2 separate regions of the Homo sapiens genome follow, and region 1 is linked to region 2. Evidence: chromatin loops called from intact Hi-C (ENCODE). Cell type or tissue: heart left ventricle. All regions are shown on one strand. Links, peaks and the distances in the headings refer to the core of each region. The heading gives the core; the rest is flanking DNA. Region 1 has its middle 28 kb from the start of LINC02079. Region 2 has its middle 16 kb from the start of FBXO47.

Region 1 (15,273 bases), core at 4,273-12,272, 72 kb after region 2:
CTGGAAAGAGGCTCACCACCTGAAATGCCCTAAGAGGAAGGCTGTCTAGGGATCCAGATGGGACTTAAGGACAATTTTTTTTTGACACAGTCTCATTCTGTCTTCCAGGCTGGAATGCAGTGGTGCACTTGGCTCACTGCAAGCCTCAAGCTCCTGGGCTCAGGTGATCCTCTCACCTCAGCCTCCCAAGTAGCTGGGACTACAAGCATGTGCCACCATGCCCAATTAATTTTTTTTAAGATTTTTTTTGTAGAGACGGGGTCTCCTTGTGTTGCTCAGTCTAGTCTTAAACTCCTGGACTCAAGCAGTCCTCCTGCCTCTGCCCCTCAAAGTGCTAGGATTACAGGCATGAGCCAAAGCACCTGTCCTCTTAAGGACAATTTTAAGAATAGTGAGGCTCACCGTCAGAGCCCCTGCTGCTCTACAAAGCCCCTTGGCCCCTCTCATCAGGATAAAAGCAAGAGCAGCCCCAGATGTTTTGTCTTAATGGCCATCTTTCTCAGGAGACTTTGCTCTTTAAAGGAGAACCACTTAGAACTATGATTAACTCTAAAGAATGCCACCAGCACTACTGAATGCCAGGCATGGGCCTCATGGGTGAAGAGTATATTTTAGAGCAGTGATTCATGGTAAATTATCTCCCCCAGCCCCTAAAATTGACTATTCAATGTCAAACTATCTCAGGCTCAGGCCGACAAAAGTGGAGGTGTGACGAACCTAGGGTTGTTTCGAAGTGTCTTGGTTACGGTATATGTGGAAGATTTTAGAGCTTGTTGTAAAAACATGATGACCCATTGCTCTCCAGGCTGGGTGAGGGATTGCCTTTGTAGATTACAAGAGGATATTATGCAGCAGTTTTTAAAAATGAGGCAGACTAGGCCAGGTGAGGTGGCTCACGCTTGTAATCCCAGCACTTTGGGAGGCCAAGGTGGACAGATCACCTGAGGTTGGGAGTTCGAGACCAGCCTGACCAACATGGAGAAACCCTGTCTTTGCTAAAAATACAAAAATTAGTTGGGTATAGTGGCAGGCACCTGTAATCCCAGCTACTTGGGAGGCTGAGGTAGGAGAATTGCTTGAACCCGGGAGGCGGAAGTTGCAGTGAGCCGAGATAGCGCCACTGCACTCCAGCCTAGGCAACAAGAGCAAAACTCCATCTCAAAAAAAAATAAAGGTGGGGGGCAGACTGGGGCAATCTGTCTCCAGAATACATAGGTGCTGTTAAGGGAGTAAAGCAAGATGTAGGAGGGCGTGTATAGTATGCTACTGTGTGCTGTGCATTAGCTGTACAGAATTGTGTGGTCCGATACAGTAGCCACTAGCCACATATGGCTACTTATGTATAAATTTAGGCCAGGCAGGGTGGCTTATGCCTGTAATCCCAGCACTTTGGGAGGCCAAGGTGGGAGGATAACTTGAGGCCACAGCCTGGGCAACATAGTGAAACCATTTTTCTACAAAAAAATTTAAAAATGTAATAATTGGCCAGGCACAGTGGCTTGTGCCTGTAATCCCAGTACTTTGGGAGGCCGAGGCAGGTGGATCACCTGAGGTCAGGAGTTTGAGACTAGCCTGCCAACATATAGTGAAACCCTGTCTCTACTAAAAAATACAAAAATTAGCCAGGCATGGTGATGCACGCCTGTAGTCTCAGCTACTTGGGAAGCTGAGGTAGAATCGCCTGAACCTGAGAGGCAGAGTTTGCAGTGAGCTGAGATAGTGCTGCTGCACTCCAGCCTGAGTGACAGAGCAAGACTCTGTCTCTCAAAAAAAAAAAAAAAAAAAGTAACCAAACATGATGGTGTGCATCTGTAGTCCCAGCAACTCAGGAAGCTGAGGTGTGAGACTAGCTTGAGCCCAGGAGGTCAAGGTGGCAGTGAGCTATGATTGCACTATTGCACTCCAGCCTGGGCAACAGAGTAAGGCCCTGTCCCAAAAAATAAATTTAAATTTAAATTAATACAAATTAAATACAGTTTAAAAGTCAGCTCCAGTTGGATGTGGTAGCTCACACCTATGATCCCAGCCCTTTGGGAGGCCAAGGTAGGAGGATCGCTTGAGGCCAGGAGTTTGAGACCAGCCTTGCTGACATTGCAAAACCCCATCTCTACTAAAAATACAAAAAATTAGCCAGGCGTGGTGGCGGGCGCCTGTAATCCCAGCTACTTGGGAGGCTGAGGCAGGAGAATCTCTTGAACCTGGGAAGCAGAGGTTTCAGTGAGGCGAGATGTGCCGTTACACTCCAGCCTGGGCAACAAGAGCAAAAGTCCGTCTAAAAAATAAAAATAAATAATTTTAAAGGAATATTTGTCAGAGGATCAGAATAGAATGTACTTTATTTAACAGCCTTTTAGTTTAATTTATAATTTGCAAATATTGAGACAGATGGCCTGTGGCATCCATCTGTCCTCTTGCCCTGAGCTGCACGTCCAGACTTGACTCATAGGCCCCAGCTTGGGTTTTCCAGTTCTTTGAATAGGTAGGAATCTACCCAGGGCTCATGTTTTTCCCAGCTGTGGGGCTGGGGTGGAGGGTCCCTCTGGTACCCCTTTGAATGCTGCAGAAACCAATTTCCAGCATGTGGTCCTGGGCTATGGAAACCTCTCCTTCTGCCTGGGACTCTCACTCTCCAGAGACGAGTTCATTCAGGTCATCTGAGGCCCCTGAAGATTTTTGGCCACAAATGGTTCCTCATAAAGTGGTGCCCCCAGGATGTTCAGCCTCCCCACAACCCCTGCAGGCTTCCTATCCCAGGGTGCCATGTGCTACTGCCCTGCTGGGAAGAGAAGTCTGGAGGGGCACAGGGCAGCACTGCCAGCTTAGAAGCCCCTTGTCCTTTCTTTCTGTCAGATCCTGCCGCCCTGTTCCAGAGGGAAGAGTGGTCTGTCAGTAACAAAATTTCTTCTGTCTTGCCCCTTTTTTGCTACAGTTGGTAGAAATTCGTCCCAGACTTCTTTGGTAACTAATGATGTTGGGATGTTGTGGCCTTCACTGGGAGGAGACAGGTTGTCAGGTCATCCATTTCACAGATGGTTGACCCGATGCCAACCATAACAGGCAGGTCTCCTTTGGCTGCAAGTGACAGAAACCCAATTCAAACCTGTTCTGTGAGTAGGGACATTTCTTGAACCTCAGAATTGAAGGAAGGGGAAGGGTGTGTTTGGGTCCCAGAAAGGGTGAACCGTGGGACTAGAATCCCATCCAGCCTCTACTCCCTCTTCACGGAGGCTTAGCGCCTCAGATGGGTTGTGTACTCTGGCCCAGCACCCACAGGCTTCCTGTGAGAAGCTGAGCAGCTTTACTTGCTTCCACTTCCAAATGTAGTGACTGGCACACAAGCATTCCTATGCCTATGGGGGGAGTGGCGGGGGACAGGGCCCTGGGACTGGCAGCCCCCGCTAAAGCCCCATGAGGGAAGGAGTTCCCCCAAAGGCAGTGCTGTTCTCAGACAGGAAGGGAAGAGTCAGTGCTCTCCACTCTGTCCCGCCTGGCCATTTTCCTCACAGATGTCACCTGTCCTTCCAGGCCCAGCTGCTATTTCTGCCTGACGTTTGGCCAATTTGCATGGTTAAAACCAGTGTATTTCCAGGAGATGGATGATGTTACAGAACTAGGGTTCCAGAAGGCTGGGGTGGCCCGGCACTCCCGCCTTCTTTAGAACACGGAGAGCTATTAGTTAGACAGGGCTGAAGCGTAGGTGGCGAGGAAGAGGAGGCTCCTACTGCAGATGGCCTTGTTCTACTGGTCCTCCCAGAAATTCCTGGGCCAGCTGGAACCCGGGGTCAGAGAGGGATGGGAGAGAGGTAGGCTGTGAAAGGGGATGCGAACACACCTTCTGGAGCCACTGTCTTCCTTGAGGGGACCCCGAGAGGGGGCTTAATGGGCAAGGATGGAGCTTCCTGCTTCCCGAGGCTCAGCGACACCTATCTCTGAGCGACCCTCCTGAGTTAGTGTGGGGTAGTCAGTTGTTGTTTGCCTGAAATTCTAATTTAACAGGGGATCTTGTAAATTTTATTTGCTGAATCTGTTAGCTCTGGGGGTAGGAGGATGAGAAAAGCAAAAGAATGGCCCCAAGCTCAGGCCACTGTGGAGTGAGACAGAACAAGAGACCAGAGAGGAAACAAGCCCACCAGGGTAGCCATCTTGTCCAAGCAGAAACCGCCTGACACCTGAAGGCGGTGGATGGAAGAATTCAGGCCTCTGCCCCCTCAGCAGCATACACCTAGTTTAGGGGAAGGACATACCTTCCCTCAGTGACAGAAATAGCCCCAGATTTTCAGTCTTTACAATCTATACATCTGACAAAGGACTAATATCCAGAATCTACAATGAATTCAAACAAAGTAAGATAAAAAAAAAACCCATCAAAAAGTGGGCTAAGGACATGAATAGACAATTCTCAAAAGAAGATAGACAAATGGCCAACAAACATGAAAAAATGCTCAACATCACTAATGATCAGGGAGATGTAAATCAAAACCACAGTGTGATACCACCTTGCTCCTGTAAGAATGGCCATAATAAAAAAAAATCGAAAAACAGATGTTGGCGTGGTGCGGTGATCAGGGAACATTTCTACACTGCTAGTGGGAATGTAAACTAGTATATCCACTAAGAAAAACAGTGTGGAGATTCCTTAAAGAACTAAAAGTAGAACTACCGTTTGATCCAGCAATCCCACTACTGGGTATCTACCCAGAGGAAAAGAAGTCATTATTTGAAAAAGATACTTGCACACACATGTTTATAGCAGCACAATTCACAATTGCAAAATCATGGAACTAACCCAAATGCCCATCAATCAACGAGTGGATAAAGAAACTGTGGTATATGTATATAATGGAATACTACACAGCCTTAAAAAGGAATGAATTGACAGCATTTGCAGTGACCTGGATGAGATTGGAGATTATTATTCTATGTGAAGGCCAGTGGAGGAAAGGCCAGAGGGCTAGCAATGAAGGGGGTTCTGGGCATTGCTCTATATGGGAGACTCAGCAAGAACTGGGTCACGTGTGTGGAGAAGTTACTGAGTGTGAGGCAAGAACCATGTCTTTTTTCTCCACAGGGTAGAATGGAGGTTGCACTATTCGGGCCGGCCACTCTCCTACTGGCTGACAGGATGCTGCCCGAGATGAAACAGGGTGTGTGTGCACCACGGAGTCAGTCCAAGACTCCTGTTCTCACTCAGGGATTCTTCATTTCTTCTTCCTATTGCCTCCACTTCATGTTATTTTCTTCCCTTCCCATTTACAAGTAAAACTGACCAGAGCCCCAGGAATAAATGGTTTTCTTGGCTTCCTCCTTGCTCCCATCTGGACCCAGTCCCCTGGTTCCTGTTGGTCATTTGCAAACCAAGAGGACCACAATAAACAAATCTCTATTTTTTTTTTAAATATTAAAGCATTCACTCTGCAAAGAATGTGTCAATTTATTCATTACTAATTCTATGTATATTTGAGTACATAAGACAGTAGGAGTGTACTAGGTACGAGAAGGAAGATAGAACTATTTTTCTTGAGGTGTTCATAATCTAGGTGGAGAAGCAGAGACATCCACAAACATTACAAGAGATTATTAAATGTATAATAAAATCCGTATTTATTGCTTTGAAACAGTATTGGCGTCCAAAAATTCCTCCGAAGAACAATTTTTGAAGTAAAACAGAAAGCTCAGAAGTAGGCAATGGGTGAGGCTAAGGGTCTGGTGTTGGGGTGGAGAAAGTAGTGATGGGATGGAGAAATAGTAGCAGATGACAATGATTTGGGGGTAATTTGGGAGAATAGGCTAGGATCTAGATGATTTAAAAAAAGGCTTCTCTGAACAGGATCTGGTTTGCTTGGAGGGTGCTGATGTGGAGTAGAACATGTTTAAAGAAAAGGCAAAGGCAGAACAGCGACAGTTGAAGGAATATCCAGCATAAAGCCACCATCAGTAGTGTCTGACCAAGCTGGGGTTTTATCTTGGACCCCTCGTTTCTCTACCTCTGAGCCTTAACAGCTTCTACCATAAAAGGAGAGATTTGACTATTCAGTGGTTCCTAGACTTTTGTTTTTCACAGGTCATAAAGTGTAAAAAAAATTAAACCTGAGATTTTAAATTTTTAATTATAATATCCAAGTAAGAGCATTAAAGCAACTATATTTATCCAACTATCCTCTATTTATCAGCATCTTTTTATAAAGGGAGGTCATACTTGTAGGAGAATGGAGTGGAATCTATTTTATTTTATGAAATTATTAAAAACCTAATTATATTTTCCATATTGTCCTCATTTTGTAGAGTAGGGGTGGAAACTTCATCACAGCATGGGTCTGAGGACCATTATTTAGAAACCACAAGAGACTTGTCCTGCAGGGTCTCATCTGGCTTTGACATTCTAGGATTAAAGTAAAGAGCAGTAGGACCCACTTTCCCTCTTGTGTTACTGAAACTGCCTTTACAAAAATTATGACAATTCCGACCTAACTGACTCCATCTTGCTTCTAACCTCCAAACTGCCCTTGCTCATTCCTGGGCACAGGCCAAGCTGACTATGGGAGGAATTTAGTTTATTGTTTAACTTTGAAACAAAGATGATAATCCCTTCCTAAAACAAATCACCTCCTTGCTTGGGAATCAGACGTCCCTTGTAAGACTAACAAATTAGCCACAAGATTAGATATTATAGCTCAGGAATTATGTAACCAGAGGCCACAAGATTTCAAACCTACCCAATTGCTCCTATAGATAACATTGTTGTAGGCTGGGCACAGTGGCTCATGCCTGTAATTCCAGCACTTTGGGAGGAGGGGGGTGGATCACTTAAGGTCAGGAGTTCAAGACCAGCCTTGCCAACATGGTGAAACCCTGTCTCTACTAAAAATACAAAAATTAGCCGGGTGTGGTGGCAGGCACCTGTTACCCCACCTACTTAGGAGGCTGACGGGGGAGAATCGCTTGAACCCAGGAGACGGAGGTTGCAGTGAGCCAAGATTGCGCCACTGCCTGGGCAACAGAGGGAGACTGTCTAAAAACAAAACAAAACAAAACAAAAAAAACCCCATAACATTGTTATAGTCTCAGCAATGCACCAAGATTTAACAGTCGCTCCTTGTCTGAGATAATGCGCCCCAGAGTTCTTTGTCCTACCTCCAAGACAATTAAGGAGAGCAGACACAAAGGTGAGGTTAGAGTGAAAGTTTAATAAGCGAAAGAAGAAAGCTCTCTGCCAGCAGAAAGGGAGTCCCACACGGGTGCCCCTATGAGGCTGATGTCCAGGGTTTTTAAAGACTGGGAAGGGGAAGGAATGTGGTTAGTTGCCCCAGGACCACTCAGGAGCTGAAATGATGATTCCTAGATGCTGCTTAGCTTGGCCCAGGACCAATCACGAGCTGAAATGATGATTCCTAGATGCTGCTTAGCTTGGCCCAGGACCTATCAGGAGCTGAAGTGAAAGCTTGGCCCCGGACCTATCAAGGGCTGAAGTGATAATTCACAGAGGCCAAACTTATAGTCCAAAAAGGAAAGTAGAGTGTCCACTGGAACCCACTGGAGCCCACTGTAGCCACGCCCACAAAAGGAGAAGAAACTTTGTCCTGGGAGGCCGCTGACTATACAAAGGACAAAGACATTTCTATGCCAGGTCTTGTTCCTTTATGTGAGTGAGATGGAAGTTTGTTGAAGTTTTTATCCAAATGGACCTGAGGTTTTTCTATCTGTGCAGCCGTGGGCATGTCTCCAGGCACAACACCCTGTGCCTGTTCCCTTATGGGTGCCTGCAGCTTGAATGTTTTCCCAGGCTGCTTTTTCTGTTGTGTGGGGATGAGGCACTGACCTGTGGGCCGGGAGCTCTCTGGGGACCCTTCCCTTGTTATCTACCTAAGGCAAGCTAACTAACTCCTTTCAATATTACTATTGTAAAACCTAAGGGCCGGGCGCGGTGGCTCATGCCTGTAATCCCAGCACTTTGGGAGGCCGAGGCGGGTGGATCACAAGTTCAGGAGATCGAGACCATCCTGGCTAACACAGAGAAACCCCGTCTCTACTAAAAATACAAAAATTAGCCGGGCGTGGTGGTGTGTGCCTGTAGTCCCAGCTGCTGGGGAGGCTGAGGCAGGAGAATGGCTGAACCCGGGAGGCGGAGCTTGCAGTGAGCCAAGATTGCGCCACTGCACTCCAGCCTGGGCAACAGAGCAACACTCCGTCTCAAAAAAAAAAAAAAAAAAAACCTAAGATTGGCGTTCTAGGTATTTTTCAGACCCTGTATTCTGATGGACCAGCTGGGACCACTCAGATTGGCAAACTGGCTCATCTGGTCTTGTGGCCCCCAACCAGGAATTCACTCAGCACAAGAACACAAGTTTTGACACCCTATGATTTCATCCTTGACCCAACCAATCAGCATTTCCCACTCCCTAGCCCCCAGCCTGCCAAACTATCCTTAAAAAACCCTAGCTTCCAAATTTTCAGGGAGGCTGATTTGAGTAATAATAAAACTCCAGTCTTCTATTTAGCTAGTTCTGTGCTTATTAAACTCTTTCTCTATTTCAATAATGCTGTCTCAGTAAATCGGCTTTTCTGGGCAGTGGGTACAATGAACCCATCAGGTGATTACACTGCTCTACCACGTAGCTGATTATGACACCTACCCCTCTCAGACACTATCAGCTCCAATTTGGACCTATTCTTTGAATTTTTTTTTTTTTTTCAAAATTGATCTCTACTTCTCATTCAAACCTCCCATCTCCCACATCATCTGACCTCCACAAGTTCACGTACACAATTCCCCAGAATCACGTAGGACAACTAGGAAATTCTTTTTAAGGATTTCATGCTAGACTGTTAATAGCTTAGTGAGTTATACTTTTATTTGAATATGTTAAACTCCTTAAAAAAAAACCTCTTAAGTCAAAAGATTGCATCTTTCATGGTTATTTCCCACAAGCTCAGTAGGTAGTGCTAATACTTAGTACCCTAATCTCCAGCAGGAGTGAAGATGAAACTGGCTGCTATAAATATGTCCCTACCCTTTCATGCTGTCAGGCCATTTTGGGACTGTACCCTAAACATGCACTTGAATGGAAGTTCTAAACTCAGGGATCGTGGCGGTGTGGCTGGAGGACAGGAACAGGCTCAGAGGCCGGCCCCAGGTAGGAGGGGCGAGGGAGCGATCCGGGCGCCGCCCCTCCCCTCGCCTGCGCCTCTTTTTTTAAAAAAAGCGTGGGCGTGCCTTGCGCAGGCGCAGTACTGCGCGAGCCTTAGCCGCGCAGGCTCAGCGAAGGGAGGCTGGCGGATCTGCTACCTTTTGCGGTTCCCACCAAGAGTGACAAAACCTTGCTAGTGTGGGAGCTGAGCTCTGGACCCACGGCCGACGCTTTGCATGTGAGCCTGGGCCAGGGTGGAGGGAGGGATGGAGAAAGCCGCCCACCTGCTAACTGGGAGTTCCAGAGTCCTGCTTCAGCACCTCACCTGCCTCAGCCTCTGCTGAAGGACTCTTTTTTTTTTTTTTTTTTTTTTTTGAGACACACTGTTGCTCTGTTGCCCAGGCTGTAGTGCAGTGGCGCGATCTCTGCCCACTGCAGCATCCGCCTCCCGGGTTCAAGCGATTCTCCTGACTCGGCCTCCGGAGTAGCTGGGATTACAGGTGCCCGCCACCACACCTGGCTAATTTTGTATTTTAGTAGAGGCGGGGGTTTCACCTTGTTGGCCAGGCTGGTCTCGAACTCCTGACCTCAGGTGATCCGCCCGCCGTGGCTTCCCAAAGTGCTGGGATTACAGGCGTGAGCCACCGCGCCTGGCCCGCTGAAGGACTCTTAATTCTAGAGGGGACCCCAGCAGACAGCTACCCCAAACAGATTTTTAGAGTCCCGGAGAGGTACCTCTCCAGTCAGCACATTTTACCTTCTAGGACTTCTTCAAGTTTAGGATCTTAAGAAGAAAACTTGTTGGTTAAGTGGGAAGTGTTTTGAATTGCATCCTTCTCGAAGAAGCGTTTGGGGAATATGAAGGCATGGGCGGTTTTGTTTTCTGGGCGTGAGATTTCATGCGCTTATTTGGCGTAGGACCACCCCCACAGCTTTCACTGTTCACAGCATTTTCCCAGTTTGACCTTTTGTATTCAGTCCGGGTCTTCCCAAATGCTGCAGTGGCCCATTCTGGTTTCTATGGCGTCATTAAGTTTTATTCAGCAATGGCTGTCCACGGAGCCCAAAAGGCATGCCACCGGAAGCAGCTTTTTCAGACATCTCCTGTCAAGGTGGCTCCAAATATGGAATTCCTAGCTCCGCTGAAATGAAGTGCTGAATTCAATAATAGATTAGCATTTGTCCAGCACTCTGGTTTACAGAATATTTTCAGATGCATTGCCACACTAATCTTCCAGTTCTCTGGTTTTTTTAGATTAAGAAACTCAAACTCAGGGTGGTTAATTGACTTGCTTAAGGTTCCTGACAAGAATTATGGAAGCTTAAGGTTGAACTCAAACCTACTGATGCTAAACCCCATGTCATTTTATGCTGTCCCTTTTTAAGAAATCTCAGCTTGGGCAACATAGTGAGACCCCATCTCTACAGAAAAAATTTAAAGATCAGGCTGGGCACGGTGGCTCATGCCTGTAATCCCAGCAGTTTGGGAGACTGAGTCGGACGGGTCACTTGAGACCAGGAGTTCGAGAGCAGCCTTGGCAATATGGCAAAACTCTATCTGTACTAAAAATACAAAAACATACAGTTCCCTATTGCGCTGTGCCTCAGTGGCCTCCTGTGTAGGGTAGAGGTAGCAACAGCACCCACCCCATAGATGACGATACAAGTAAATCTCCTAAAATGTGCTTGGAACATAGGAAACACCCAGTAAATGTGAGCTGCCGGCAGCACCACCAGCAGTACCATCCCAGAGTCCAAAAGTCAGTAGACCAGGACCTTTGGTTTTAAGTAATGTTTACCTCTGCCTAATTTTGTTAGTTGTGGCTCCTTCTTCACGGCTAAAGAGGGCTAAGTGCTTGTCTACAGAGGCAGAGGGAAGAGTGAGCACAGCTGGGAGGATTCTGCTCAGTCTGTAATGGGCCTGGGGGAGAAGAGCCCCAGGGAACAGAGAGGGGTGTCAGCAGCTGTAGAGAGGGGATGCTCCATCCGGGCGTGGTGGCTCACACCTATAATCCCAACACTTTGGGAGGCTGAGATGGGAGGATTGCTTGAGCCCAGGAGTTCAAGATCAGCCTAGGCAGAAAAACAAGACCCCATCTCTACAAAAAATAAAATAATTAGCCAGGCATGATGGTTCCCACCTGTAGTCCCAGCTACTTGGAAGGCGGAGGTGGGAGGATCACTTTAGCCCAGGAATTCAAGGCTGCAGTGAGCCATGATTGCATCGCTGAACTGAATCCTGGACAACAGACTGAGACCCTGTCTCTAAAAAAAAAAGAAAGAAAAAAAAAGAGAGAGAAAAGGGAGGCTCTGAGAACGGGAAGGTAGGCCCTACAGGAGGCTGCCCTTTTGGCCTTGAGGAGGGGCTCTTGGAATTGCTTAATGTTCCTTAGGAGAGCAGAGTCAGTGCACAGGTTTGCTGAGAGCAGCATCTTCATCTCTTAATTAAAAATGGGATCTAAGGCCGGGCACAATGGCTCATGCCTGTAATCCCAGCACTTTGGGAGGCTGAGGTGGTCGTATCACTTGAGGCCAGGAGTTCAAGACCAGCCTGGCCAACCTGGAGAAACCCTGTCTCTACTACAAATACAAAAATTGACTGGGTGCAGTGGCTCATGCCTGTAATCCCAGCACTTTGGAAGGCCAAGTAGGGCGGATCACCTGAGGTCGGGAGTTCGAGACCAGCCTGACCAACGTGGAGAAACCCCATCTCTACTAAAAATACAAAATTAGCTGGGCGTGGTGGTGCATGTCTATAATCCCCGCTACTCGGGATGGTGAGGCAGGAGAATCGCTTGAACCCGGGAGGTGGAGGTTGCAGTGAGCCGAGGTCACGCCACTGCACTCCAGCCTGAGCAACAAGAGCGAAACTCCATCTCAAACACACACACACACACACACACAAATACACACAAATTAGCCGTGCATGGTGGCACACACCTGTGGTCCCAGCTACTCAGGAGGCTGAGGCAGGAGAATCGCTTGAACCCAGGAGGCAAAGGCTGCAGTGAGCCGAGATCATGCTACGGCACTCCAGTCTGGGCAACAGAGCAAGACCCTGTCTCAAAACACAAAGAAACAAAACCACACAAACTTTGAGGGGGAGAGACTGAAAAAGGGGAAAGACAAGCTGGAAGGGAAGGTTCTAACCCAAGACTCTGGGAAGGTATGATGAAATTTTATTGGCCCATATTCAGGTGATTTTTTTTTCAGTGCTTTTAGCTTTGTGGAAAACTGTAGGCATAATTTAGCTATCTCTAGGGACCAAATGTAAAAATGTTTTATGAACATCAGAAAAATCATTCCCCACAAAATTTCTCTCTGGATTTCACAGTTGAAGTAAAGATTCTACCCCTCTTCCTTCCTCCCTGCACCTCTGGCCCCATCTTGGCGAAGGAAGTAATCCATTGTCCTCCATCCAAGAAGATAAATTAGATGGAGGCATCGCCTGGTGCTCTGTAAGGCTTGTGAGGAGTACTTCTAATTCTTCATGTGGGAGGGTCGCTAGTGTGAGCAGCGGGATGAGAAGGAGGCAGCAACAACTAGGACATTCTCAAGCTCCTGGGACTGTGCAAATAAATAGATGGTAAGCTCACAGTTTCGTGAGCCAAGAGCGAGGATCTGAAGTCATCACTAGGCATCTCTTCGAGGATCTCTACAGGCCTGGAGCAGTCTGTCTGTCATAATCCATAATCTGCTTCTATATTAAACTGTGGCCATGTGGTTCTGGCAACACCCTGAGGTACACAGAGAACAACCTCAGATGGGAATCCAAAAATCTGCACTTGGGGTTTTTCTCTACTTACTAGCTGTGTGACCTTGTGCAAGTCACTTAATGGTGCCTGGCACACAGGCGTTTAATGAATGTGGATCAAGTGAATAAATAAGTAAGCCACCTCCCTGAGCCTCAGTTTCCTCATCTGGGAAAGGAAAAACAGTGCTTCTCCAACAGGCTGCGATCATGTAGGTAGAATTGCTTCCTAAATGGTGCATCTCAAACTTTCATGCCCTTCACAGGAGTCACCTAAGGAGCTGCTCAAATGCAGATTCGGACTCAGTAGTTCTGGGGTTGGGGGGCCTGAGTGCTGCATTTCCAGCTAACCCCAGGGAATGCTAATGCTGCCTGGCTGGACCACACTTTATTATTTTATTTATTTATTTATTTATTTTTGTAGAGACAAGGTCTCGCTGTGTTGCTCATGCTGGTTTTGAACTCCTGGCCTCAAGCCATCCTCCCATCTTGGCCTCCCAGAGAGCAGGATTACAGGTATGAGCCACTGTACCTGGCCTGGACCACACTTTATTATACAGATTTACATTTTTTTAAAGCAGGGTCTTGCTCTGTCCCCCAGGCTAGAGGGCAGTAGCGTGATCATGGCTCAATGAAGCTTGGAACTCCTGGGCCCAAGCCTCCCGAGTAGTTCGGACCACAGGGCATGTACCACTGTGCCCAGCTAATTTTTTTTGTTTTGTTTTTGTTTTTGTTTTTGTTTTGTTTTGAGAGAAAATGTCTCCCTGTGTTTCCCAGGCTGGTCTCAAACTCCTGGGCTCAAATAGTCCTCCCACCTCAGCTTCCCAAAGTGGTGGGATTACAGGCATGAGCCACTGTGCCTGGCCCTGGACCAGACTTTAACTAGCAAGGTTCTATATTCTAAAGTGCTTTCCAGGTGCTTGAAATCATTATTTCTTCAGCCAATGGGGTGGGAGGGCTGTGCCAAGGGTAGAGGGGACCAAACATGGCGAGGGAGCTGGGGACACCCACACATGGGGATAAAGGAAAATCTTGAGTTCCTTCAGGGAAATCCTAGCTAGCCCTGAGAAGTAAATCAGCAACTTGGTAAGCAGGAAGGTAATAGTAGTCTAAAACAATAGCTGAGGAAGTTAGAGCCAGGAGATGTTTGGTTCCCCTCTCTACAAACTAAAGATAACATCTTAACGTATGTCCCTGAGTTGTTTTTCAGAAGCCCAGACCCCTCCAAAAGGGATCCGCTGGCATGTAGACCTCAGATAAACGGGTGCTGAGGACTGACTCTGACTATAGTTCGTTGTTCTAAATTTCTTCCTGAGGGACCTGGAGGAGGCCATTGCCCATGAGCCAGAGCTAACATTCTTTTCTGCTGATCCCACATGTCTAGACAAAGCTTCGCCTCCTGAACCAATCGCAAATCAGAAAATCTTTGAACCCACCTTATGACTTGTGGGTCCTGCTTTGAGACGTCCTGCCTTTTTAGGTCAAACCAACGTATAGCTTCCATATATTGATTTATGATTTTACCTGTAACATCTGCTTTCCTGAAATTTACCCCTGCCTTTTAAAATCCTTACCTGTGGCTGGGCACAGCGGCTCATGCCTATAATCCTAGCACTTCGGGAGGCCGAGGTGGGCAGATCACTTGAGGCCAGGAGTTTGAGACCAGCCTGGTCAACATAGTGAAACCCCGTCTCTACTAAAAATACAAAAATTAGCTGCACGTGATGGTGCATGCCTGTAGTCCCAGCTACTCAGGAAGCTGAGGCAGGAGAATCACTTGAACCCAGGAGGCAGAGGTTGCAGTGAGCTGAGATCGCACCACTGCACTCCAGCCTGGGCAACAGAGTGAGTGAGACTCTCTCAAAAAAAAAAAAAACAACAAAAAAACCTTACCTGCAAGCCATCAAGAGTTCATATCTTAAGCATAAGCCACCCAATTCTCCTTGCTTGGAGTCCTGCAAACAAATGCCTTCCTTTCTCTATTGCTGCAAAGTCTCAGTGTGGACATCTGGTGTTATTGCGCCAGGTGAGAAGACCTGGTTTGGTTCTATAACATTCCAATGTGCCCAGGATTGAGGAGATTCCTGGGATGCAGGACTTTGTGTGTTAGAACCAGGAGAGTCCTGGATAGAACAATTTGGTCACCCTATCGGGATAATGAAAGAGAAAGGCATGCTTTGGTCTAAGTTGCTGTGTGACCTGAAAAAGGACCAGGCAGCTGATTGCTCAGGTCCCACTTTAGACCAGTTAGTCTAGTACCTCCTATTTCACAGGGGTGGAAGCCAGCCCAGAGAAGTCCAGTGACTTGTCCACATCACCCAGCTACTCAGGGGCAGGGCTGAGGCCAAGCTCCCACCTTCCCACTCCCCGTCCAGCTCAGCACCTTCTCCATCAGTT
Region 2 (15,273 bases), core at 3,933-11,932:
AGTAGAGACGGGCTTTTACCATGTTGGCCACGCTGGTCTCAAACTCCTGACTTCAGGTGATCCACCCATCTCAGCCTCCCAAAGTGTTGGAATTATAGGCGTGAGCCACTGTGCCCGTCCAGAGTTACTGTTTAATGGGTACAGAATTTCAGTTTCTGGAGACAGGATGTGGTGATGGTTGCACAACATTATGAATGTATTTAATACCACTGAACTGTACATGTGGAAATAGTTAAGGTGGTAAATTTTACATGTATTTTACCACAATTAAAAATGCATTTAAGGCCGGGTGTGATGGCTCACATCTGTAATCCCAGCACTTTGGGAGGCTGAAGTGGGCAGATTACATGAGGTCAGGAGTTCGAGACCAGCCTGACCAACATGGTGAAACCCCATTCCTACTAAAAAAAAAAAAAAAAAAAAAAAAATTAGCCAGGCATGGTGGCGCACGCCTGTAATCCCAGCTACTCGGGAGGCTGAGGCAGGAGAATTGCTTGAACCTGGGAGGTGGAGGCTTCAGTGAGCTGAGATCGCGCCACTGCACTCCAGCCTCAAAAAAAAAAAAAAAAAAAGCATTTTAAAAAAGAGATTATATCTGTTAACTAGGATAAAAATTAAATAAAAAATAAATAAATAAAAAAGAGAGTACATATAAAAATGCAGTTTTGGCTGGTGCAGTGGCTCACACCTGTAACCCTAGCACTTTGGGAGGATGAGGCAGGTGGATCACTTGAGTCCAGGAGTTTGAGACCAGCTTGGGCAATGTGGTGAGACCCCTGTCTCTACAAAAGATTAAAAAATATTAGTCGGTCCTGGTGGTGCACGCCTGTAATCCCAGCTACTCGGGAGGCTGAGACAGGAGAATCGCTTGAACCCAGGAGGTGGAGATTGCGGTGAGCTGAGATGGCACCATTGCACTCTAGCCTGGGCAACAAGAGCAAAACTCCATCTCCAAAAAAAAATTACCACGTGCCTGTAGTCCCAGCTATTCAGGAGGTTGATGTGAGAGAATGGCTTGAGGCCAGGAGGTGGAGGCTGCAGTGAGCTTAGATTGCTCCACGGCACTCTCCAGCCTGGGTGACAGAGTGAGAACCTGTCTCAAAAAAAAAAAAAAAAAAAGTCTGGTCTCATTGGCTCATGCCTGTAGTCCCAGCACTTTGGGAGGCTGAGGAGGGAAGATCTCTTGAGCCCAGGAGTTTGAGACCACCCTGGGCAATGTAGAGAGACTCTGTCTCAATTAAAAAAAAATATATATATATACATATATATGTGTATATATATACATATATGTGTGTATATATATGTGTATATATATATACATATATGTGTGTATATATATACATATATGTGTGTATATATGTGTATATATATACATATATGTGTGTATATATATGTGTATATATATACATATATGTGTGTATATATATGTGTATATATATACATATATGTGTGTATATATATGTGTATATATGTGTGTGTATATATATGTGTGTGTGTGTGTGTGTGTATATATATATATATATACACACACACACACACACACACATATATATATTTGAAAAAAAAATCATCTCCACAAAGGATACAAAAATTTAGCCAGGCATGATGGCATGTGCCTGTGGTCCCAGCTATTGGGGAGGCTGAGGTGGGAGGATTACTTAAGTCCAGGAAGCAGAGGTTGCAGTGAGCCATGATCATGTCACTGCACTCTAGCCTGGGTGACAGAGTGAGACCCTGTCTCAAAAACAAACAAAAAAAATGCAGTTTTTAGACAAATACAATTTAAAATATTTGGAGATGTGATTGTAAATAGGTCTAAATAGGCTCAAAGTCCACTAAACGTGGTTGTTAAAATTTATTAGATTCATAAATAGAATATTAAGATTTTTAACCTGAATTTGGAAGCATAAGGGAAAACTTGGATTTTAATGTGTAAGTCTAATAAACCAAATATTAAAAGGAAAAAGAATATGTTGCTTAAAATTATCATAGGCAAGTGACAGAAAATCCCAGATTACAGTACTTTAAACAAGATAGAAGCTTATTTTTCTCACATAAAGTCCTCGGATAAGCAGTCAGGAGTGGTGTGACAGCTCCACAATCATCTGAAACCCAGGCTCCTTCTATCTTGTTGAGCCGCATCCTCAACCTGTGGCTTCCACCTCATGGCCCAAGGTGGCTGCTTAAGCTCAAGCCATCATGTGCACATCTCAGCCGGCAGGAAGTGGGGAAGAAGGGACCCCTACACACATATACTTCAAAGACCAGAACTTAGTCACATGGTCACTACCAATGGGAAAATATTTTGGAAGGCCCTGTGCCCAGCTAAAAAATAGCGGATTCTACTATTATATAGGAAGACAGGAGCAGGGCACAGAGGCTCACACCTGTAATCCAGCACTTTGGGAGGCCAAGGCAGGTGGATCATTTGAAGTCAGGAGTTTGAGACCAGCCTGGCCAACATGGTGAAACCCCGTCTCTACTAAAAATACAAAAATTAGCTGGCCATGGTGGTGAGCACCCATAATCCCAGCTACTTGGGAGGCTGAGGCAGAATTGCGTGAGCCTGGGAGGTGGAGGTTGCAGTGCGCAGAGATTGTGCCATCGTACTCCAGACTGGGCAACAGAGTGAGACTGTGTGCCAAACAAAAAAAAAAAAAAGAAGGGAGGAGCAGATATCAGGGTATGACAGCAGTCCCTGTAAAAGGTAAGCACATTTTTCATTTTTCATACATTTTACCTTCTGTTTCCCATTCCTTAATCAATAGCCTTTTAATGTCTACATTAATCTAACAACAACCTAAACCAATTTCCTGTTGTTCTTGATAGAGAAGAAACATAATTGACTTATGTCTTTTATATAATTGAAAACAATTAAATCTACTTCTAACTTCCCTTCTTTAGACAAAGTAGTTTCCTTTCTAGCTTGACTTGCTTCAAGTTTCCAAACCTTATTCCATCCTGAGATATTTCTCATCTTTTATTGATGTTGCTTTACTTTGGTCCCTAAGTTTGTTATCTCTTTTTCCTACAAAATTATACTTGTTTAAATTGAATTGAATTGAAATATAGTGACTTCATCCTATACTTTCGTTTATTTACTTATTTAAATACTAAGAGTAAAGCTGAACAATTGATGGGTTTTTAACTTCCCTTTTGTCCTCCTTGGTTTTTTTTGTTTTTTTTTTTTTTGAGACGGAGGATGGAGTCTCACTCTGTTGCCCAGGCTGGAGTGCAGTGGCACGATCTTGGCTCACTGCAAACTCAGCCTCCCAGGTTCACGCCATTCTCCTGCCTCAGCCTCCCGAGTAGCTGGGACTACAGGCGCCCGCCACCACGCCCAGCTAATTTTTTGTATTTTTAGTAGAGATGGGGTTTCACCATGTTAGCCAGGATGGTCTCGGTCTTCTGGCCTCGTGATCCGCCTGCCTTGGCCTCCCAAAGTCCTGGGATTACAGGCGTGAGCCACTGCAGCCGGCCTGTCCTCCTTGTTTTTATTAAAAAGACGGATTTTTTTTTCTTTCTTTTTTTTTTTTTGAGACGGAGTTTCACTCTGCCAGCCAGGTTGGAGTGCAATGGCACGATCTCGGCTCACTGCAACCTCCACCTCCCGGGTTCAAGGATTCTCCTTTCTCAGCCTCCTGAGTAGCTGGGACTACAGGTGTGCGCCACCATGCCCAGCTAATTTTTGTATTTTTAGTACAGACAGGGTTTCACCATGTTGGCCAGGCTGGTCTCGAACTCCAGACCTCAAGTGATCCACCTGCCTCACCCTCCCAAAGTGCTGGGATTACAGGCATGAGCCACCACACCCAGCAGAATATTTTCTTTTTACTCGTTATTTTTAAAGACTAGTCAGGTGAATCATAAAAGTTGCTAGCAAACATAATAAGGCATATTCAAGTGATTTGCATGGGGTAGTTAGAAAAAATGTACTGCTGGGATTACAGGCATGAGCCACAGTGCCCAGCAGTATATTTGGGAGGCGGGCAGATCACTTGAGTCCAGGAGTTCAGAGACCAGCCTGGGCAACATGGTGAAACTCCATCTCTACAAAAATTAGCTAGGTGTGGTGGTGCGCACCTATAGTCCCAGCTACTTGGGTGGCTGAGGCTGGAGGATTGTTTGAGCTTGGGGGTCAAGGCTGCAGTGAGCTATGATCACAACACCGTGCAGAGCAAGACCCTGTTTCAAAAAAAAAAAAAAAAAAGAACAAGAAAAGAAAAGAAAAAAATATATACTAACCAAAAATAAAAGAATGTACAAACTAAGGCTATGTGGCACTTGGGGCCGTCTCACATGAGAATGTGACATGGTGACAAGATTTCATCCAAAAACATGCTTTGGCAGAGGAATGGTTTTTAGGGTTGGAAAAAAATTCCTCATTTTTCAGACAAGGGCACCAAGGCCCAAGGAGGTAAAAGCCTTTCCCAAGGTTTTCCACCCCAGTATCCTGGCATGAAGCCAGTTTGTGTAATTACATCTGGATCATGTCAAATTTTGTCTGGGAAAGTGCTATCTTAAAAAGTCAACTATAAAATCATATGTGCTGTATTATCCTATTTTATGAGGGAAATGTACATATAAGTATATAAGAGACTGGAAAGGATGGTGACACTATTAATATGTCAGCAGTAGTTATTTTTGCACTGCAAGATTAAGGGAGGTTCAAGTTCTTTTTTCTTTTATGCATTTCTGGGTTTTCTAAGCTATCTCTATCCCAGCCTATGTTATTTGTGTCGTTAGAAAAAATATTTAAAATATGCACTGTTGTATATTATTTTACCACAAATGGAAGAGATAGAGAAGGGTTGGAAAGTAGTTTTGGATATTTTTAAGTGGGTGTCATTATAAACTGAAAGACGGCAATAAATAAGTGTATTCAGATATCTAAGCCAGTTAATAGTTTTGTCTGGGAAATTAAGAGACAGAGGGACAAATAGCACAGCCGTGAGTAAGCATTACCTCATTTTCCCAAAATCTTTTCCTGACTTCTTTCAAAAGAAGTGCACTGCCCCATGTTAGTTTTTGTTTTGTTTTGTATTTTTTTGAGACAGAGTCTTGCTCTGTCACCCAGGCTGGAGTGCGGTGGCGCGATCTCGGCTCACTGCAACCTCTGCCTCCTGGGTTCAAGCAATTCTCCTGCCTCAGCCTTCTGAGTAGCTGGGATTATAGGCGACCGCCACCATCACGCTCGGCTAATTTTTGTATTTTTAGTAGAGATGGGGTTTCACCATGTTGACCAGGCTGGTCTCAAACTTCTGACCTCAAGTGATCCATCTGCCTCAGCCTCCCAGACAGCTGGGATTACAGGTGTGAGCCATGGCGCCTGCCTGCAAATTTAAACTACAATGTGATACACTGACAACACTAAATGCTGAAGGATGTGGAGCAACAGGAACCCTCATTCATTGCTGGTGGGAATGCAAAATGGTACAGACACTCTGGAAGACAGTTAGGTAGTTTGTTTTTTCTTTCTTTTCTTTTTTGAAAAATTTTTTGTAGAGATGAGATTTGGCCATGTTTCCCAGGCTGCTCTCGAACTCTTGAACTCCTGAGCTCATTTTTTTTTTTTGAGACAGCATTTTGCTCTGTTGACCAGGCTGGAGTGCAGTGGTGCGAGTATAGCTCACTGCAGCCTGGAACTCCTGGGCTCAAGTGATCCTCCCACTTCAGCCTTCCAAGTAGCTGGGACTACAGGAAATGCCACCATCCCCAGCTTAGTTTGTCAGTTTCTTACAAAACTAAATATACTCTTACCATATGACCCAGAAGTCATACTACTTAGTATTTACCCAAATCAGTTGAAAACTTATCTACACAAAAACCTGCATACAGATGTTTATAGCAGTTCTATTCATAATTGCCAAAACTTGGAAGCAACCAAGATGTCCTTCAGGAAGTGAATGGACAAATAAACTGTGGTGCATTCAGACAATGGAATATTATTCAGTGCTAAAAAAAAATGAGTTATCAAGCTATGAAAAGACATGGAGGAAACTTAAATGCATGTTACTAAGTGAAAGAAGCCAATCCGAAAAGGCTACATACTGTATGACTCCAACTACGTGACATTCTGGAAAAGGCAAAACTGTGGAGACAGTGAAAAGATCAATGATTGCCAGGGATTGGTTAGGGGGAGATAGAGGATTTTTAGGGCAGTGAAAATGCTCCGTATGATACTATAAAGGAACTCTATGATACATGTCATTATACATTTGTCAAAACCTATAGAACGGCTGGGTGCATTGGCGCACGCCTGTAATCCCAGCACTTTGGGAGGCCGAGGCAGGTGGATCACTTGAAGTCAGAAGTTTGAGACCAGCCTGGTCATCATGGTGAAACCCAGTCTCTACTAAAAATACAAAAATTAGCTGGGTGTGGTGGCACGTGCCTGTAATCCCAGCTACTCGGGAGGCTGAGGCAGAAGAATCGCTTGAACTCCGAAGGCAGAGGCTGCAGTGAGCTGAGATCGCGCCACAGCACTCCAGCCTAGGTGACCAGAGCGAGACTCCATCTCAAAAAACAAAAACAAAACAAAATAAAACAAAAATTAGCTGGGTGTGGTGGTGGGCGCCTGTAGTCCCAGCTACTCCGGAGGGCTGAGGCAGGAAAATCACTTGAACCCGGGAGGCGGAGGTTGCAGTGAGCCAAGATCGTGCCACTGCACTCCAGCCTGGGAAATAGAGCAAAACTCCTACTCAAAAAAAAAAAAAAAAAAAAAAAAAAGGATAATTTAAATAAAATATTTTTTCTGTCCTATTAAATACTTCTTATGTTCTATTAAATACTTCTTATCAGACCTCATGAGTGCATCACCAAAGACACTTATTGAAGCAAATTCTGTGTGAATAGAATTGGCAAGTCAGTCACTGCAAAGCACTAGACAAGTATGAAAAATACTCCCATGTGGGAAAAACTGCTAAAAAATTAATTTCCAGATGGTCAAAGTTCAGGCTTGACTCATGTGGAATTTTTTAAAAATCAAAAACACTGAAACTTGGAAAACCCAGAAAACTATAATTCTTATTAGTTGACTGAAATTACTAAGTAAACAAGCCACAGTATCGAAGAGCTCATTACTGTTACTGAAGAGCTCATTTTCAAGGAGAAATGTGTGCTGCAATTCTCCCAGAAGGTGGCAGCAGAAAGCTGTATACGACAATATGATTTTTCAAATGAAGCGGGGGGATATCCTAAAGGCAGAAAACTGGAAAGCACTTTAGCTGACACAGAACACTCTCATTTTACAGATGAGAAAGCTGAGTTCCAAAGAGATTACCTGAGTTTCTTAGGCAAAATTCTTCATTGAAATAAATTCCCTGAGGCCGAGCATGGTGGCACACGCCTGTAATCCCAGCACTTCGGGAGGCCCGGGTGGGCAGATCACCTGAGTTTAGGAGTTTGAGACCAGCCTGGCTAACATGGTGAAACCCCATCTCTACTAAAAACACAAGAATTAGCCAGGCGTGGTGGCGCACGCCTGTAATCCTAGCTACTCAAGAGGCTGAGGCAGGAGAATCACTTGAACCTAGGAGGCGGAGGTTGCAGTGAGCCAAGATCAGCCATTGCACTCCAGCCTGGGTGGAAGAGCAACGCTCTGTCTCAAAAAAAAAAGAAAAGAAATAAATTCCTTGAGAGCTGGGAGCAATGGCATGCACCTGTAGTCTAGACCCAGCAACTCAGGAGGCTGAAAAAGGAGGATGGCTTGAGCCCAGGAGTTCTAGGCTATAGTGCACATAATTGTGCCTGTGAATACACTGCAAATTAAAACCTGGGAAATATAGCAAGACCCTGTCATAAATAAATAAATAAATAAATTCCTTGAAATATGTCACACTATGCAGATTTCACTATGCATATTATGCTCAGTGTAAGCAAAATTATTTTTATTTTTGGAGACAGGGTCTTGCTCTGTCACTCAGGCTGGAGTACAGTGGCACAAATCATGGCTCACTGCAGCCTCAATCTTATAGGCTCAAGCAATCCTCCTGCCTCAGCCTCCCAAAGTGCTCGGATTACAGATGTGAGCCACTGTACCTGGCTGCAAATTTAATTAGACATAAAAATATAATATTAAGTTATGATAGAAAAAGCTTTGGGATATTTCCAGAACTTCCCCTCTCTCCACCTTTTTTTTTTTTTTTTTTTTTGAGACTGAGTCTCCCTCTGTTACCCAGGCTGGAGTTCAGTGGTATAATCTTGGCTCACTGCAACCTCTGCCTCCCAGGTTCAAGCAATTCTCCTGCCTCAGCCTCCTGAGTAGCTGGGATTACAGGCACCTGCCACCACACCTGGCTAATTTTTTGTATTTTTTAGTAGAGACAGGGTTTTACTATATTGGCCAAGCTGGTCTTGAACTCCTGTCCTCAGGTCATCTGCCCACCCTAGCCTCCCAAAGTGTTGGGATTATAGGTGTGAGCCACCGTGCTCTGTCAATCTGTCAATTTTTTTTCATTACAAAGTCAAAGACAACCAACCCAAAATTTTAAAAGCTCATATTACAAAACGAAGAAACACCAAAGCAGTGTTATAAAATTTGTGTTACATTAAAAAAATTTATGTTTAATAAGTTAGAATTCCAAACCAAGGAATACATTGCAATATAACTGTGCCAGTCATAAGGTAATAATAGGACATATGAAATATTAATTCACAGGGCACTAAAGAAAGTGTGTGGGCTGGTATTGGGACATATGCTTAAGGCTGTATAATGAATATCTTCATTTCTTCTTTTTTTTTTTTTTCAAAGCAACAACATAAAGTTGTAGGGATATCTTCATTCTTGCTCATTTTTGAGACTGTTGTGCTCTCATTTGGAGATGACGTCAAAGTTTGAATTTGATGACCCTTTGTGACAATGGGGGCTCAGCTAAGCAGCTCTCTGGACTCCCATTATAATAAGCTGTACATACTTTCTGATGTAATAGTAGAGATACTTGGTACTTTATCCTAGAAAAATGTTTTTATTATCAAACATGACAGGCTACTTATGTGGCTGTATTTTATTTATTTTATTTATTTATTTTTTGAGACGGAGTCTTGTTCCATCACCCAGGCTGGAGTACAGTGATATGATCTCAGCTCACTGCAACTTCTGCCTCCCAGGTTCAGGTGATTCTCCTGCTTCAGCCTCCCGAGTAGCTGGAATTACAGGCATGCATCCCCACACCCGGCTAATTTTTGTGTTTTTTGTAGAGACAGGGTTTCACCATGTCGGTGAGGGTGGTGTTGAACTCCTGGCCTCAAGTGATCCGCCCTCCTTGGCCTCCCAAAGTGCTGGGATTATGGGAGTGAGGCACCACGTCTGTCCTGAGGCTGTATTTTAGGTATTGTTCCTTTGTTAACGTTGGAAAATGGCCGAGGAAGCTAATGGGCTGCACGCAGCCAAAGGACATAGTGGCCCGGTTTGTACCCTTCGAGGTACCTGAGGAGCCTCAGTAAAACTTTACCCCGAAAAGGGCCATTTTCTCCTTTTAGCCACTTGCATAAAGAAGAATGATAGTTTACTATGTATTGAAATTGTCCATCACAAGTATTTTTTCTGAGGGTTATGGTCATCACACAGCACCACAAAGGCATTAGGAAAAGAAGCAGTCTAGACAAGTCCAATCAAGTAGATGGCCTTGGTGTTGACACTGAGCCAGATTTACAAATAAAGCCCAAACTTAAACAACAACAAAAAAACTATATTGTTAGGAATGTCTTTTAAAATTACATTTATGGCCAGGTGTGGTGGCTCATACCTATAATCCCAGCACTTTGATAGGCTGACATGGGAGGATCACTTGAGCCCAGGAGTTTGAGACCAGCCTGGGTAACATGATGAAACCAAAAATGTTACCAAAAAATGTAAAAAATGAACTAGGCATGGTGGCACCCACCTGTAGTCCCAGCTACCTGGGAGGCTGAGGTGGGAGGATCACGTGAGCCTGGGAGGTTGAGGCTAGAGTGAGCCACGTTCACGCCACTGCACTCCAGCCTGGGTGACAGAGTGAGACCTTGTCTCAAAAAAAATTATTAAATATTGAAGAGATCAAAATAATATTTGCAAAATATATAAAGTAATAAAGAATCATGATACAATGGACCCTTATGTATTCCCCACCACTCATGTAAGAAACGTGAGGAACAACATCATTGTGAACTTTGAAGTCCACTGGGATTCCCTCCTAGGTCCCCTCCCTTCTTTCTCTCCTTGGAGGTAACCATTATCCTGAATTCATGTTTTTAAATTCCTTTGTTTTTAATTATAGTTTTACCACATGTGTTTGTATTCCTAATATTTATATGTATATAAGTGCTTAAAATTTTAACAGAAATATAGCATGCATACAAAATCATGCATGTTGGCTGGGCGCAGTGGTTCACGCCTGTAATCCCAGCACTTTGGGAGGCCAAGGCGAATGGACCACCTGAGATCAGGAGTACGAGACCAGCCTGACCAACATGGTGAAACCCTGTCTCTACTAAAAACACAAAATTAGCTAGGCGTGGTGGTGCACACCTGTAATCCCAACTACTTGGGAAGCTGAGGCGGGAGAATAGCTTGAACCTGGGAGGTGGAGGTTGCAGTGAGCTGAGATCGCACCACTGCACTTCAGCCTGGGCAATAGAGCGAGACTCCATTAAAAAAAAAGAAAATCACGCATGAAAAAAATGATTTAAGGCTGGGTGTGGTGGCTTATGCCTGTAATCCCAGCACACTGGGAGGCTGAGGCAAGAAGATCGCTTGAGCTTAGGAGTTTGAAACCAGCCTGGGCAACATAGCAAGACCTCGTCTCTACTGAAAAAAAAAAAAAAAAATTAGCCTGGCAGTGGTATGTGCCTATGGTCCCAGCAACTTAGGGTGCTAAGGTGAGAGAACAGCTTGAGCCCAGGAAGTCAAAGCTGCAGTGAGTTATGACCATTCCACTGCCCTCCAGCCTGGGCCACAGAGGGAAACCCTATATCAAAAATAAAATAAAGGGTCGGGCGCAGTGGCTCATGCCTGTAATCTCAGCATTTCAGGAGGCCAAGATGGGTGGATCCTCTGAGGTCAGGATTTCAAGACCAGCCTGGCCAACATGGTGAAACCCCGTCTCTACTAAAAATACAAAAATTAGCCGGGTGTGGTGGTGGCACGCCTATAGTCCCAGCTACTCCGGAGGCTGAGGCGGGAGAATCGCTTGAACTCAGGAGGCGGAGGTTGCAGTGAGCACAGATTGTGCCACTGCACTCCAGCCTGGGTGACCAAGTGAGACTAGGGAGACTCCCATCTCAAAAAAAAAATTAAAAAAAGTAATTAAAAAAAACAATAAAATGAACACACATGAATCTTTTGCCAGTCAAGCAAGAGAACATTGTCACGTTCAGGGAGCCCATGTGCCACTTCTCCAATTGCATCTCCTTTCTTCTTCCGAGAGAAGAATACTATCTGGAATTGTACTAACCACTTTTTATAGTGTAAAATATACACAACATGAAAGTTAACATTTTAACCACTTTTTTTTTTTTTTTTTTTTTGTGAGACGGAGTCTTGCTGTGTTGCCCAGGCTGGAGTGCAGTGTCGCAATCTCGGCTCACTGCAGCCTCCGCCTCCCGGGTTCAAGCAATTCTCCTGCCTCAGCCTCCCGAGTAGCTGGGATTACAGGCATGCGCCACCAAGCCTGGCTAATTTTTGTATTTTTAGTAGAGACGGGGTTTCACCATGTTGGCCAGGATGGTCTTGATCTCCTGACCTTGTGATCTGCCCACCTCAGCCTCCCAAAGTGCTGGGATTACAGGCATGAGCCACCGCACCCGGCCAACCATTTTTAAGTGTACAGTTCTGTGGCATTAAGTCCATTCACATTGCTGTGCAACTATGACTACCATCCATCTCCAGAACTTTTTCATCTTCCCCAAATGAGACACTGTATCCATCAAACAATAACTACCCAATCCTGCCTCTCCCCAGTCCCTGGCACCACCCATTCTACTTTCTGTCTCTGTGATTTTGACTGCTCCAGCTACCTCATATAGGTAGAATCATTCAATATTTGTCCTTTTGTGACTGGCTTATTTCACTTACTGTAAAGTTGTCAAGGTTCATCCATGTTGTAGTATGTGTCAGAATTTTCTTCCATTTAAAGGCTAAATAATATTCTATTGTAGGTACACCCACATTTTGTTTATCCATTCATCTGTTGATGGACATAGGTTGTTTCTATCTCTTGGTTATTATGAATAATTGTGCTATGAACATGGATGTCCAAATACCATTAGAGTCCTTGCTTTCACGTCTTTTGGGTATATACCCAGAAGAGGAATTACTGGATGATGTGATAATTCTATGTCTAATTTTTTTTTTTTAATTTGAGATGGAGTTTCATTCTTGTTGCCCAGGCTGGAGTGCACTGGCATGATCTCGGCTCACTGCAAACTCTGCCTCCCGGGTTCACGCCATTCTCCTGCCTCAGCCTCCCGAGTTGCTGGGACTACAGGCGCCCGCCACCACGCCCGGCTAATTTTTATTTTTATTTTTTTTGTATTTTTAGTAGAGACAGGGTTTCACCACGTTGACCAGGCTGGTCTCAAACTCCTGACCTCAGGTGATCCGCCTGCCTTGGCCTCCCAAAGTGCTGGGATTACAGGTGTGAGCCACAGCGCCTGGCCCTATGTTTAATTTTTTGAAAAACTGCCACATGGCTGCATCATTTTACTTTCTTTTTTTTTTCCTTTTTCTTTTTGAGGCGGAATTTTCACTCTTGTTGCCCAGGCTGGAGTGCAATGGTGCAATCTCAGCTCATTGCAATCTCCACCTCCTGGGTTCAAGTGATTCTCCTGCCTCAGCCTCCCAAGTAGCTGGGATTACAGGCATGTGCTACCATGCCCGGCTAAGTTTTTGTATTTAGTAGAGACGGGGTTTCACCATGTTGGCCAGGCTGGTCTCAAACTCCTGACCTCAGGTGATCTGCCCACCTCGGCCTCCCAAAGTGCTGGGATTACAGTCATGAGCCACTGCGCCCGGCCCTATGTTTAATGTTTTGAAAAATTGCCACACTGGCTGCACCATTTTACATTCTTACCACCAATGTGCAAGTGTTCCAATTTCTCCACATCTTCAGTAACAACTTGTTATTTTCTGTTTTCTTGACAATGGCATCCTAATGGGTGTGAAGTGATAGCTCATTTTTTTCTTTCTTTTTCATGTTTTTGGTGATGCTTTGTTTTAATTATCATTATGGTTTTGATTTGTATTTCCCTAATGATAAGTGATGTTGAGAACATCTTTTTTCTTTGAGACAGAGTTTTGCTCTTGTTGCCCAGGCTGAGTGGCAATGGCATGATCTCAGCTCACTGCAATCTCCACCTCCCAGGTTCAAGCGATTCTCTTGCCTCAGCCTCCCAAGAAGCAAGCCCGCTGCCATGCCCAGCTAATTTTTGTATTTTTAGTAGAGACAGGGTTTCACTATGTTGGCCAGGCTGGTCTTGAACTCCTGACCTCAGGTGATCCCCCCAGCTCAGCCTCCCAAAGTGCTAGCATTACAGGCGTGAGACGCTGCGCCCGGCTGAGCATCTTTTTTTTTTTTTGAGACGGAGTCTTGCTCTGTCCCCCAGGCTGGAGTGCACTGGCACGATCTCGGCTCACTGCAAGCTCTGCCTCCCGGGTTCACGCCATTCTCCTGCCTCAGCCTCCCGAGTTGCTGGGACTACAGGCGCCCGCCACCACGCCCGGCTAATTTTTTGTTTTTTTTTTTAGTAGAGACAGGGTTTCATCGTTTTAGCCAGGATGGTCTCAATCTCCTGACCTCGTGATCCGCCTGCCTCGGCTTCCCAAAGTGCTGGGATTACAGGTGTGAGCCACCGCGCCCGGCCAGCATCTTTTTATGTGCTTATTTTTCAGTTGTATATCTTCTTTGGAGAAATGTCTATTCAAGTCTTCAGGTTGTTTGCTTTTTTGTTGTTGTGTTGTAAAATTCTTTATCTATTCCAGATATCAATTCCTTATTAAAGAAATGATTTGCTAATATTTTCTCCCATTCCAAGGGTTGCCTTTTCACTTTGTTGTTAGTGTTTTGGGGTTGTTTGCATTTTTGTTTTTTTGAGACAGGGTCTTGCTCTGTCACCCAGGCTGGAGGGCGGAGGCATAATCACGTCTCACTGCAGCCTCAACCTCCCAGGCTCAGGTGATCGTCCCACCTCAGCCTCCCAAGCAGCTGGGACTATAGGCACATACCACCACACTCGGGCAATTTTTGTGTTTTTAGTAGAGATGGGGTTTCATCATGTTGCCCAGGCTGGTCTTGAACTCCTGGGCTCAAGTGATCCGCCTGCTCCAGCCTCCTAAAAGTGCTGGGAGTACAGACGTGAGCCACCACACCTAGCCTTGATAGTGTCTTCTGATGCACAAAAGTTGCTTAATTTTGGCAAAATCTAGCTTATCTATTTTTTTGTAGTTGTTGTTTGTGTTTTGGTGTCATATCCAAGAAATCATTTCCAAATCTGATGTTACAAAGTTTTCCCGTCTTCTAAGATCTTTAGTTCTTTGACTCACTTTTTTTTATTTTTTATTTTTATTTTATTTTATTATTATTTTTTTGAGACAGAGTCTTGCTCTGTCGTCCAGGCTGGAGTGCAGTGGCGCAATCTTGGCTCACTGCAACCTCTGCCTCCCTGGTTTAAGCGATTCTTCTGCCTCAGCCTCCTGAGTAGCTGGGATTATAGTCGCACGCCACCACGCCCGGCTAATTTTTGTATTTTTAGTAGAGACGGGGTTTTACCATGTTGGTCTGGCTGGTCTGGAACTCCTGACCTCGTGATCTGCCCACCTCGGCCTCCCAAAGTGCTGGGATTATAGGCATGAGCCACCGCGCCCGGCCTTGACTCATTTTTAATTAATTTTTGTACATAGTAAGGTAAGGGTCCAACTTCATTTTTTTTGCATGTGGATGTCCAGTTTTTCCCAACACCATTTGTTGAAAAGACTGTCCTTTCCCCCACTGAAAGGCCGTGGCATCCTTGTTGAAAGTCGTTTGACTAAATATGCAAGGGTTTTTTCTGGGCTCTATTCTATTCTATTGGTCTATTTTTCTGTCTTTATGCAGTACCATAATCATTCTAAAAATAATTTTTACCTCCTATAGAGTATCTCTAACCTGTTTATTATTTAATTTTGTCTCATAAATTTTTTCAGTGGAACCACACAGTATATATACTCTTGTAGCTTGCTTCTTTATTGAATATTGCATTTTCACAATATTTTTGCAAGACCCCCCGATACAGTTTGCATTTTTGTCCCTACGCAAATCT

What was found. A loop is a pair of places that touch in the nucleus more often than their neighbours do. Peaks named below come from ENCODE experiments on the same cell type or tissue, not always from the same donor. Only the 100,000 strongest peaks of a DNase experiment are listed, where the experiment ranks them.
Region 1: a loop joins it to region 2, with 3 times the contacts of the local background. A loop is called at or near these places in 35 of 110 quality-filtered maps.

What each region holds. Positions count from the first base shown.
Region 1 is chr17:39,047,797-39,063,069 of GRCh38, forward strand. It overlaps the pseudogene LRRC37A11P and the pseudogene RDM1P5. Among named protein-coding and RNA genes, the nearest start is that of LINC02079, 28 kb to the left of the region's middle. RefSeq lists a silencer at 9,065-9,304. In heart left ventricle, for the core only: no CTCF peak of the experiment used is centred there; a DNase peak (open chromatin) is centred at 9,205; H3K4me3 peaks cover 1,700 bases; H3K27ac peaks cover 1,924 bases.
Region 2 is chr17:38,976,183-38,991,455 of GRCh38, forward strand. No RefSeq gene overlaps it. Among named protein-coding and RNA genes, the nearest start is that of FBXO47, 16 kb to the left of the region's middle. In heart left ventricle, for the core only: a CTCF peak has its summit at 7,127 (motif pointing right); no DNase peak of the experiment used is centred there; H3K4me3 peaks cover 559 bases; H3K27ac peaks cover 2,427 bases.